2 separate regions of the Homo sapiens genome follow, and region 2 is linked to region 1. Evidence: chromatin contacts called from ENCODE Hi-C data. All regions are on one chromosome and are shown on one strand. Each heading gives the region's core, a stretch centred on a gene start or an enhancer-like site at or near the end of the contact. The rest is flanking DNA. Distances are from core to core; before and after follow the strand shown.

Region 1 (5,238 bases), core at 242-2,741:
TGATCATTCTAAATGAACATGTGATACTTTACTATCTCTTGTACAATTACATCTTTTATGATACCAACATAACAAATTCATGACATATTTTCCAAATGAGGAATCTGGGACAAAGGGAGATTTACTAAATAAAAGATAGATGACAGGTGTTTCCAGAGCTGCGTTTAAGTCCTTGGGCTTTTACTAAGAACTTCAAATATGCATTTGTATAATTTCTCATTAATAGATAAACAGATAAGGTAATAAAATATTCAAAGAAAAGACGTTTGGGTTTATTTAGACCCAATGAGTGTGAACACCATTTTTCCTTAGGAGAGGGAGGGTAGAGAATGGAAAGAAATATAAGAGAGGTAGAAGCAAAAAAAACAAAGCTTATTCATCCTTATATAGTGGTTAAGAACATAGAACCCCAACAGGATATAAACATTTCTTTAATGATCCTGCAGTAATAACAAGCAAAATAAACAGTCAAACCTTAACATGTCCCTCCTCCCTTAGGACCTCAGCTTTACCTTGTAGTTTAAGAATTAGTCACTCATTTGGACTGGGGCAAGTCCCTATGGATTCAGAGAGTTTGCAATCAACTAATGGGTTATGGCATTATTGTTAGTGGATGATACCCCACAGGAGGCTGGACTATTGCATCAGTCAGGGTAAAGACATACTTGCTATGTGTGTGACAAACAAAAGCCTACCCAAGGTGGTTCCTCAGAGAACTCTGAATGAAAGACATGCAGTGCTTGCTTGTTCCACATCTGTTATTTCCATAATCTTTAGAAAAATAAGCTTCCTGGGCAAATATGAAAGGAACTCCATTTGACCAGATACATTCCAAAGTAAGAGATCTTGTTCTCCATTAAATGCCATACCACAACACTGTCAAATAATGAAGCCAAAAACACATCTTTAATGGAGACACACAGAAAGTTTAAGATCCTAATTTAATCTTAATAAAGACTTCAACCATTATATTAAAATATTTATTAGTCTATCACTTTAAATAAGAGGAACTGAAAATGTATACAGATTGAAAAGTCACAAATTTTAAGCCGGATGTTTTCCTTTCTATGTATTTTACTGAAGGTCCTCAGAAACGTAGTATATTTAAAAGTTACTGCTAATTATACAGTATGCAAAACTGTATTACTTTTTAAAAGTATAAAGAATGTTGGATCAATGAATTCTAAACTAACTTAAAACAATTTCCTGCTCAACCACAATTAAAAATCATGTCACTCTTTCCACTATTCTTAACCACAATACATATTTGTTTTGGGAGAGAGGTGGTTTATAAGCATTGAAACAGGGAGAAGTTCAAGTTACTAAAAGGAAAGAGGGTGGTAGGTCTGCTTCTACCGCTGTGCTAGCTGAAGAAGAGCCAAACTTAGCAACTTCCCCACATTTAGAGAACTCAGTATGAAACCACAAGTCTTGCAAACAATGACTACCCTATTGCAATGTTTGTTGTTCAATGAATAGATAAGCCACCTTAGAAAGAGGGGGGCCGGGTGCAGTGGCTCACGCCTGTCATCCCAGCACTTTGGGAGCCCAAGGCATGCAGATTGCCTGAGGTCAGAAGTTCGAGACAAGTCTGGCCAACATAGTGAAACCCTGTCTCTACTAAAAATACAAAACAATTAGCCAGCATGGTGGCATGTGCCTGTAATCCCAGCTACTCGGGATGCTGAGGCAAGGGAATTGCTTGAACTAGGGAGGTGGAGGTTCCAGTAAGCCAAGATTGTGCCACTGCACTCCAGCCTGGGTGACAGAGCAAGACTCTGTCAAAGAGGAGAGGGGAGGGGAGGGGAGGTGGAGGAGGGAACGGGAGGGAAGGGGAGGTAGGGGGATGGAGGAAGTTCAGTGGATAGCACTAGAGGTGAAAAGAACCGAAAGTCAACAAATGAATAAGCAAAAAGAAAAGGGATATGATTCATGACACATATGAAACAGTTTGGTTTTGCTCAGGTATATTCAACTGCTTCCCTCCTCCCCAATTCCATGCCCCTAGCACCACTATAATCAGCCTCCTCACAAAGTGCCCTTTATTCTTCACTTATTTGGCTCCTTTTGTGTGCTGGGCAGTATATTACTTAACTAAGAGAGCAACCATAAATACAGCTGCCAACTGCTTCACTCTATATACACCCCACAAAATGTACTTAGATGTCCCTTGCCCTCAAAAAGCTAAGCCTATTAGAGAAGACAACCCCAGTACTAAGGTAAGTTCCAGAACTGAGAGAGGTAACAAATGTCAGCGTCACCCAGGAAGGCCTCACAGAAGAATGGAGTAGGAGCTGGGTGTTGAAGATAAGTAAACAGGACACTCCCAGTGGTGAGGAAGGGTCATTCAAAGGCCTCCAAGCAAGAAAACTGGACCTGGGGAAGGTAAGCAGCTCTACATGTTGAACAGAGTGGGGTTCATTGAGGAGAAAAATAAGATAAGCCTGAAAAGGGTACGGGTTCTTATATACCTTAAATAGATGTGATAGAGAGCCACTGACATTTCTTATACAGGGCAGTGACTATATCAGAGTTAGGCTGAGAAGAGATTAATCGCACCATAGACAACAGACTTGCTAATCAGGAAGCTCAGACACAGATCCATCCGTCTTCAAGCAACTTCACAGAATTTAAATGCAGGTACTAACAGGGTGTACCCAATTTCCCTTCATTTCCCTTCCTCCTCACGTATTTTATTTTCCATAACTTACTTATATAGACCCCAAATCTTTTCTGGACTTAGGCAGAATAAAAGAAAAAGAAAGAAAACTAAGAAAGGTAGGAAGGCAGATGGGTAGGCGGATTATCAGTTCTCCCAACAGAAGGGAAAATGACATACAATGTCTACTTTGACATACTTTATTGAAATTCAAAGACTCGATAGTGTACATTACCTAACTCAAGTTATGGTATGTATTATTTTTCCAATATCTATAGTTGGCTTCCTGCATTTTTCTGCTAATTTCTAGGTTCTTTCATTGACATACCACGACCTGTTAAAATCTTTCAATTTACTGTTTCACTTTAAACATAAAGCCAAAGTAAGATACATCCAACTCTTCTTTAATAAAAAAGGAAGCACAATAATACAGACAAAAGGATAAAAATGCATTAAAAAATAACATAAAAATTATCCAAACATGATGAAATAATCTGTACACCAAAGCCCTGTGACACACAGTTTACCTGTATAACAAATCTGCACATGTACCTCTGAACTGAAAATAAATTTTTTAAAAAATTACCCAAACAGAATTTTCATAGCTGTATACTTTCATTTTCTAAGAGTTTAAAAAAATCTCTAATTATAATAATTTTTCAATACACATAAAATGATAGGAGACAGGGCTTTTGGAAGATCTAGTTAACAGTCACTGGGTTAATAACTTATTTTACAGACAGTATACCCTAAACAATAGTAACATATCCCAAAATTTACATGTCCATGAACCACCAAGCAAATATTTGGAATTCCAGTGACAAACCAAACAAGTAACTACAATGACTTGCAATATTTTTTTCCTTATCAGACAGAGATTTCAAAAACAGAGGTTCAAGATAACAGTCTGGCTTTTCCCATTTGTACGGCATTCCTGGATCTTCAGAAAGCACTGGAGATCTCAAGACCAGAAAAACACAGGGAAGGAAATCAAGCAGGCTTTCCAGTAACAGCAGACCGAAAAACTGTCACCAGCTTTTATTAAACATGTTTACATTCCTAGAGAGTCCAAAACTCATGACTAGTTTTTCTCATGAATAATGTCATTTTGACATTTCTTTCTGAAAAACAATTTCTTCTGAGAGTTAAAGATAAAAGGTGAGTGCTTGGTCATACACCACTATGATTATCTGCCCTCTCACAGAACTCACAGAATTCCAAAGAAGGCAGAATTACTAGGGCAAATTCCAGCTCCAAAGGAAAAATCCCCAGCTCACCCAGAACACTTTCCAGTGGAACTACATTACTGGTATGAAGAGAACATTTTCTTGGACATTAAGAGCCTGGGAGAAAAGGTTAATTATGCAATGATATGTGAGGAGCAACCATCTATCATAAGCAGCAAGAGCCTTATATAATCAAGTGCCAGGAAGTTATTCTAAAAAAAGGGGGGGGGGGGTTAAAAATAATTTTACAGATTACCTCAAAGCTTATCAATTTCCTATAAATCAATACAATATTTTTTAAAAGTTCACCAATAATATGGTCATGAGTCTTTCATTTGGATATTAAAGCAACTCCAAAGCAACACAAATCAACACATAGGCATGCATTATAAAACTATGGACTGGTCCGTTCCAAGATGGCCAAATAGGAACAGCTCCAGTCTGCAGCTCCCATCGTGATCAACACAGAAGACAGGAGATTTCTGCATTTCCAACTGAGATGCCTGGTTCACCTCACTGGGACTGGTTGGACAGAGGGTACAGCCCATGGAGGGTGAGCTGAAGCAGGGCAGGGCATCACCTCACCTGGGAAGTGCAAGGAGTTGGGGAATTCCCTTTCCTAGCCAAGGGAAGCCATGACAGATGGTACCTGGAAAAACGGGACACCACCCAACCAAATACTGCGTTTTTCCAATAGTCTTAGCAAATGGCACACCAAAAGATTATATCCCACTCCTGGCTTGGCAGGTCCCACACCCACAGAACCTTGCTCACTGCTAGCGTGGCAATCTGAGATGGACCTGCAAGGCAGCAGCCTGGCAGGGGGGAGGGGTGTCCGCCACTGCTGACGCTTGAGTAGATAAACAAAGTGCTCAGGAAGCTAGAATTAGGTGGAGCCCACCACAGCTCAGCAAGGCCCGCTGCCTCTGTAGACTCCACCTCTAGGGGCAGGGTATAGCTGAACAAAAAGCAATAGAAACTTCTGCAGACTTAAACGTCCCCTTCTGACAGGCCTGAAGAGAGCAGTAGTTCTCCCAGCATGGTGTTTGAGATTGGAGAACGGACAGACTGCCTCCTCAAGTGGGTCCCTGGCCGCCATGTAGCCTAACTGGGAGACATCTCCCAGCAGGGGCAGAATGACACCTCATACAGGCAGGTGCCCATCTGGGATGAAGTTTCCAGAGGAAGGATCAGGCAGCAATATTTGCTGTTCTGCAGCCTCCACTGGTGATACCCAGGCAAACGGCGTCTGGAGAGGACCTCCAGCAACCTCCAACAGACCTGCAGCTGAGGGTCCTGATTGTTAGAAGGAAAACTAACAAACAGAAAGGAATAGCATCAACATCAACAGAA
Region 2 (5,842 bases), core at 152-2,651, 320 kb before region 1:
AAAGGCAATAATTACACGTTAAGTGATACTGCCTGGAGAGTATGTTCATTTAGTAAGTATAAATTGACAAGGCTGACAAGCTCAATCTCCCACCAGCTCATCTCCTTGAGAAACTAGAAATTAGAATCTGTTCCTATTATCCTTTAAAACGCTGCACCTGCTTTTAACACATTTACATGTGTGTTATGCCATCACATCTGCCTGACAATGCTAGACTTCCCACATGTTTTTGAAGAAAATTAAAATAAGCATCTGCTAATAACAATTTTATTTCATCCTAAACAGTTTCATTTGGGGCTGATGAGAAAAAGCCACATAATGGAAAAAAGAAAACTACCTTTATAACTCTGTGGCAAACACATTTTAGAAGGTAGGTCTATAAATAGATGTGCTTCTGTAGGCACAGAGTAAATATAAAATCGTCAGGCTAGCGGGGCTGCAGTTTAAACTGAAGCCCCAATATGAACTTACCTGATTTTTAAAGTCCTATTAGAATAGGCTTACAATCAGTACACAGCTCCTTTTTCTAGTTGCATAGTAAAGGCAAAACACCCCCAACTACATTTTACTTATCTCAGTCTCATCTTTCATCAGAAGCAATAGTTTGCAATTTCATTCAGAAGCTGCTGTCCCTAAGCAGACTGAATATGCACAGAAACAGTAATGGAAGGGATCTAAGTTAAACCCTACAGACGCACCAAGAAAATAGCAACATCAACACGAAAAAGCAGCAATTTCCTTAAGAGAGGTGCTTTTCTTAGCTGCATTTCCCAAGCCAGCCCCCTTTCAAACCTAAAACGTCTCAGTTATGAAAGAGGATCTTACCTGAGCTGATCATACTGTGCATTCTTTGCTGAGCCAAGAGCTGCTCTCGTCCAGCCACCCCATCTGAGGAAAAACAGGAGTCACTCTCGTAAATTGTCTGCAGCATATTCCAGTCACTCTTACTTCAGCTACATGAAACATTCATCACTGCTCAGTGCACCGGCCCCAGGAGCTACCCTCGCTGGTTCTCCCTCCTCCCTGAGGAGAAGCAGCAGAGGATCAACTTCGACAATGATTTCCTTTCTGCTCAAATGGGCATCCACTTTTAAAAAGACCTGGACACTTTTCCCATGTTACCAACCTGTGTGCAAAGCAGAAAGGACAGAGTGGATGCTATAGCTCTCTGGAGTTTAGGTTATCCCGGAAACTACAAGCAGGTGGGAAATAGGAACGTGCTTCGGGGTTATTTCTTTGTCAGAATACGTAGAAAATTATTAAGTCTACCCACGAGAAAAAGAAACCAATTAAACCTGGCTTAGAGTTCTTCAGGCTGCTAGGGTTTTGTTGCAAAAACCCTCAGTCCTGCAAGTGGCTCCAGCCGGTGCCCTTCTCCTATCTGTGTCTGTGCCTCTCTTCCCCCTTTCTCAGTCTCTCTCAGCTCAAGTTGGCTAAAGCGAGTGATAATCCATTTGCATATGAATCAACAACAGCATGGCCCACAGGCACAGAAATAGAACAATGGTCGGCCTGAGCCAAAAATAGGTCAAGCATGGCCGAGTGATTGGAGCCTGCATTAATGCATTTAAAAATACCCCAGCAAACCCAGCTGTCCAGCCTCTATCTTTCCAACCATAATTCTCTATCGCAGGGCCTTAAAACCAATTAACTCTTTCCTCTCTCGAAGCTTGCTTTACACACTGTGTTTCCATACTGGCGATTCGCTTCCAAAGAAAGGAAGGCAAGAAAAAAAATTAAGAATCATAATTCTAAGAGGGCAAATGCACATACATTTCATTTCATTTTATTTTTGTAGTATGTGTTTTTGGAAGAGAGAGGAGAGAAGTACAGAGCTCTGTATTGGTTCTAAAATAATACTGGAAGCTTTTGCTCATAATGTGGTTTCTGCCTCACCCACGCACAGCAATCCTGGTGTTCTATTTTTGTTGCCTGTTTCTCAGGCTACACTGCAGTTGGCTGTAGCACTAGAAGCTTTTCTGCCTTCTAGTTTCAGGACTAACAGGAGATTTAGCAGAGGTACTTTTGGAAAACAAGCACACCCCAGAATAAAATTTTTATGAAGGACAGGCTTGATTTTTTACTTGCTATTTATGCAAGACAATTGTCCATTTCACAAATCCTATTGTATCTTAGTACCACCTATGAATTTTATCGCATCCATCCAGTTAGTACTATATCTATAAACAAAACAAAACACAAAACACAAAACCGTGGCTTATATGTGAAAATTTCCCCTCAGCCTCTCAGGCTAAATTCAATTTACTTGCAAAAGGAAAAGAAAGTAGTCTGATTTCTTATGGATACAGAATTTCTGAGCATATGCACCTGTTGATGGATAAATCATATATATGGTTAGTACCCAACTATGACTGTTCTGCATTCAGCTATACATTGGTTGCCCGAAATATGGACCTCCTAACTTTTCTGTAGAAATAGCATTTATGATAGTCAATAGATTACCAGACACATTGTGGCGTTCAGCTATACAGTACAGTAGATAGTATCAGAGTTTTATAGTCTCTGGTGCTACATTTATATCCTTTCTATATAAGAGATAAATTTTACATTCCAAAGAGGGATCCTAGCATCTTGTCACTTCCAAGAGCAAACCCAAAAGTGATAATCTACTAGTCATGGAAGCTCTTTTCTCTTTTCTAAACTAAATCAGCGAGGAAAATGTAATTCTAAGGCATCAGAAGCAACAGGGGAAAGAGAGGAAAAAGCAGATTATTTCAAAATTCCCAGAACAATCCGATGGAAGAGGGATCTTGGTCAACTCCAGAGTATGAAGTCAGAGGGGGCAAACAAGGGGACACAGAGTTTTGATGAAAGGGAAGAAATAAGCACGTTAAATCATTCATCAAATAGGCCACTGCTGAATTCCTCTTCTTTCACAGATTAATTTCTACTGAATACTCTACTTCTTGAAAAATTGTATTTGGATATGTAAGTTACAATTTTTAAAAAATATATATTCCAAACTGCGTTTGACTTAAGCTACACAACAAAATCTTATGTTCCTGTCAGTGGAAAAAACAAAAAGCAATTATCTGATTCCATCTGATATTACAAATAAACTTTTGATTACAAAATTTATGTGTAAAATTCAAAGGATAGAAACAGTGTGGACCTAATAATTTTCCTTAAGGATGATGTACTGAAGTAGTAACTATCATCACATTTTAGACCTGGGAGGAAATTTAGAGATAGTCAATTGTAGTTTTCAAACTCTGTCTCATGACATAAGGTACCTGCGAGTTGCCTAAGTTTCCTCAAAAAAGGTTCTCCGTGGAACCAGGGGAGCTCCACTTTTACCTGTTTCCATTTGGAGATTTGAGATTTCTTTTGAAGAACTTTTTTTTTTTTTATTCTACAAAACATTTATGTAAAGAACATTTTTTAAATTGCGGTATATTTGACAAATCAAGATTCTTTATATTTCAGGTGTACAATTTGATGATTTGATACACCTATACCTTGTGAAATAATTACCATAATCAAGCTACAAATCTATCATCTCAGCTAGTTACCATTTTTTTTGTGGTGAGATCAGAACAAGAACTTCTTATATTAAGAAAAACAATCATTGAAATTCACTCATGAGGAAACGAAGGAGGCTTGATTACAAAAGGACTCACTATTGGAGTCAGGCTTTAAAGACAGTAGCTTAAGGAAATACAGGTAATTAATAACTAACCATATAGGTCTAGCATTTATATTATCCAGTCTCACCATCTTGTCCCTTACCAAAATGATACAAATCATTATCTGAGATATTCCAAATAAAATTTAATATGATCTACTGATGAAAAATGGACCCACTGTCTGTTTCAGAGTGATTTTTAACAGAATACAAAAATTTATGATGAATATACAAAAGAGATAACAAAATCACCATATTGATACAATATGCCTATGCATCTTTTGTCTTTTTAAGTTTAAATTACACCTTCAAACAACAATTGATAAAAAAAGATCTCTCAGCTTTTATAATAAAAAATAAAAAATAGAATAAAACTCCAGAAGACTGAGTTAGTAATTATCCTAGTTCTTAAAGGATCCAGGAAAGGGCATTCCACATAAAATACTGTAAATAATGTGTCTTCTTCATTTTGACCATTATTTAACATGAGGTTTATTTACGTTTCATCCCTGCATTCTTGCAGTATGTTTTTCCATCAGCCATCTTCTCTTTTATTTAACTCTTGATAATGAAAAAATATTTTAGAGTGAAAAGACATTGGATACTTACAAAAAACCCCACTTGTTTCTCAGAAGAAAAATAAGTATCATCAAAACAACCATCAACTATATTGATTACCATATTTCCATTATTAAGAATGTTGAGTTAATTCTTCCCACATCATCTCAGTAATGTTAGTAAAGAAATGTGACTCAGTTTCTTTTGGGGTATTTATAAAACTACAGTTTACTAATGTGGGGGAAAAAGATATATGTTCTATTACAAGAACTATAACAAGCTAATACAAATGTCAGGCTAGGTAGATGGGTAGTTTAAAAAGTTTCAATGTAACAAATTCAAATTCAATTAAGTAAGCATTTATTGCAAACTAATCCAAATATTATATGTTATATACACATAGGTCAAAGAAAAAGGTAAAAAAAGTAACAAGGGCCAAAAAAATCTCAGGTTCTCAATTTAATAGTAAATGAAAGTGGGAATTAAATCCTAATGTAAAATGTTATTTCAAAGTTACCATAATCCAATTTCTTTCTATGCAGACATATAAGCAAAAAAAAAGTATTAAAAAACCTGTATGGCACCAAAATATTTCCAGAAATATCCTCAGACCTCTAGCTCACAATGACCTTTTCTAAAATGGATTTAGATCACAATCCTGAAAGACACAATCCCACATGCCATAATCCTGAATGTTGAAATCTGAAAAGATACAAAATCCCTAAGGTCTAAATCCCTTAGGTCTAAAATCTCTCACGTCTACAATCCTGAAAATAACAATCTCGAAATATTAAAATCTCAAATATGAAATCTTGAAAGCTGCATTCTGGTGAAGCGATTAGTTTTTGGTCGTATGCAGGATTATTGCATCATGTTAGTTGCATCATGTTAGGCGGCTGTTACAGTCTTTACTTGGAAATTAAGTATGGTTAAGGAGAGACTTACGGGAGCCAAGTTGACAAGGGGTGGACCTGTGGATTCAATTTGAGATGTCACTGGATTAAATACTTAGAAACCTATTAAAGCATTTTTTGGGTGTGTCTGTGAGGGTGCTTCCAGATGACATTAGTGTGAGTTTGAGTGGATTAGGTGAAGAAGATCTCCCCTCAATGTTAGCAGGCACCATCCGATCTGCCGGGGACCCATATAGAACAGACACAGGAGGTGAACTGGTTTCTGTCTGAGAACTAGGGCAGGCTTCTCTTCGAATGCCTTGGACATCAGAAATTTGATTCCACGAGAACTGCATTATCACAACGTTGACTTTGCATATAAGCAGTACTTCTGAACCCAAACATGTCGAAATTTCTTCAATAAATGAAAGAAAGATTTTGTACATCTGCGCTTGTGAAAGAAAATTTATCAGGATCTCGGTTCTTTGGGTAACTATATGCGTGTTGTTGACCCACTGAATTTTTTGATCCATCTTGCCAAAAAGCTTAGCTTCTTCATCCGGAAATTTAAGATGACTACAGTTATATAAAGCTGGGTGCACACAATTATCAACCACAGTGATATGCATTTATACATTTCCATTTTTGACCTATTTCTTTATAAATACGGTTTGTCTGCATCATAACTGTTATACTGGTGTGACTGTTGCTAGTATACCTGAGTGTTTTTGCTTGTAAAAATATG

Evidence for each region. A loop is a pair of places that touch in the nucleus more often than their neighbours do. Pooled maps may share reads with other maps.
Region 2: a pooled map shows a loop between it and region 1 (5-fold over the local background). The contact joins the promoter of HDAC9 here to the enhancer-like site in region 1. A Hi-C loop is called at or near these places in 5 of 37 single-sample maps with no recorded cell type and 2 of 50 pooled maps.

The regions. Positions count from the first base shown.
Region 1 is chr7:18,174,649-18,179,886 of GRCh38, reverse strand. It overlaps a transcript of HDAC9 not described here. Among named protein-coding and RNA genes, the nearest start is that of MIR1302-6, 50 kb to the right of the region's middle. RefSeq lists enhancers at 1,457-1,566, 2,231-2,375, 4,686-4,775, 4,796-4,945 and a cis regulatory region at 2,295-2,312. Within about 2 kb of position 1,491, at least 5 of the 41 ENCODE cell types and tissues checked have a DNase peak (open chromatin) inside an H3K27ac peak, as active enhancers do.
Region 2 is chr7:18,491,308-18,497,149 of GRCh38, reverse strand. It overlaps HDAC9 (histone deacetylase 9), which reads right to left and starts at 1,401. Exons shown (of 26, transcript NM_178425.4): 1 at 1,127-1,401; 2 at 826-888. The coding sequence starts at 847. RefSeq lists an enhancer at 1,623-1,672.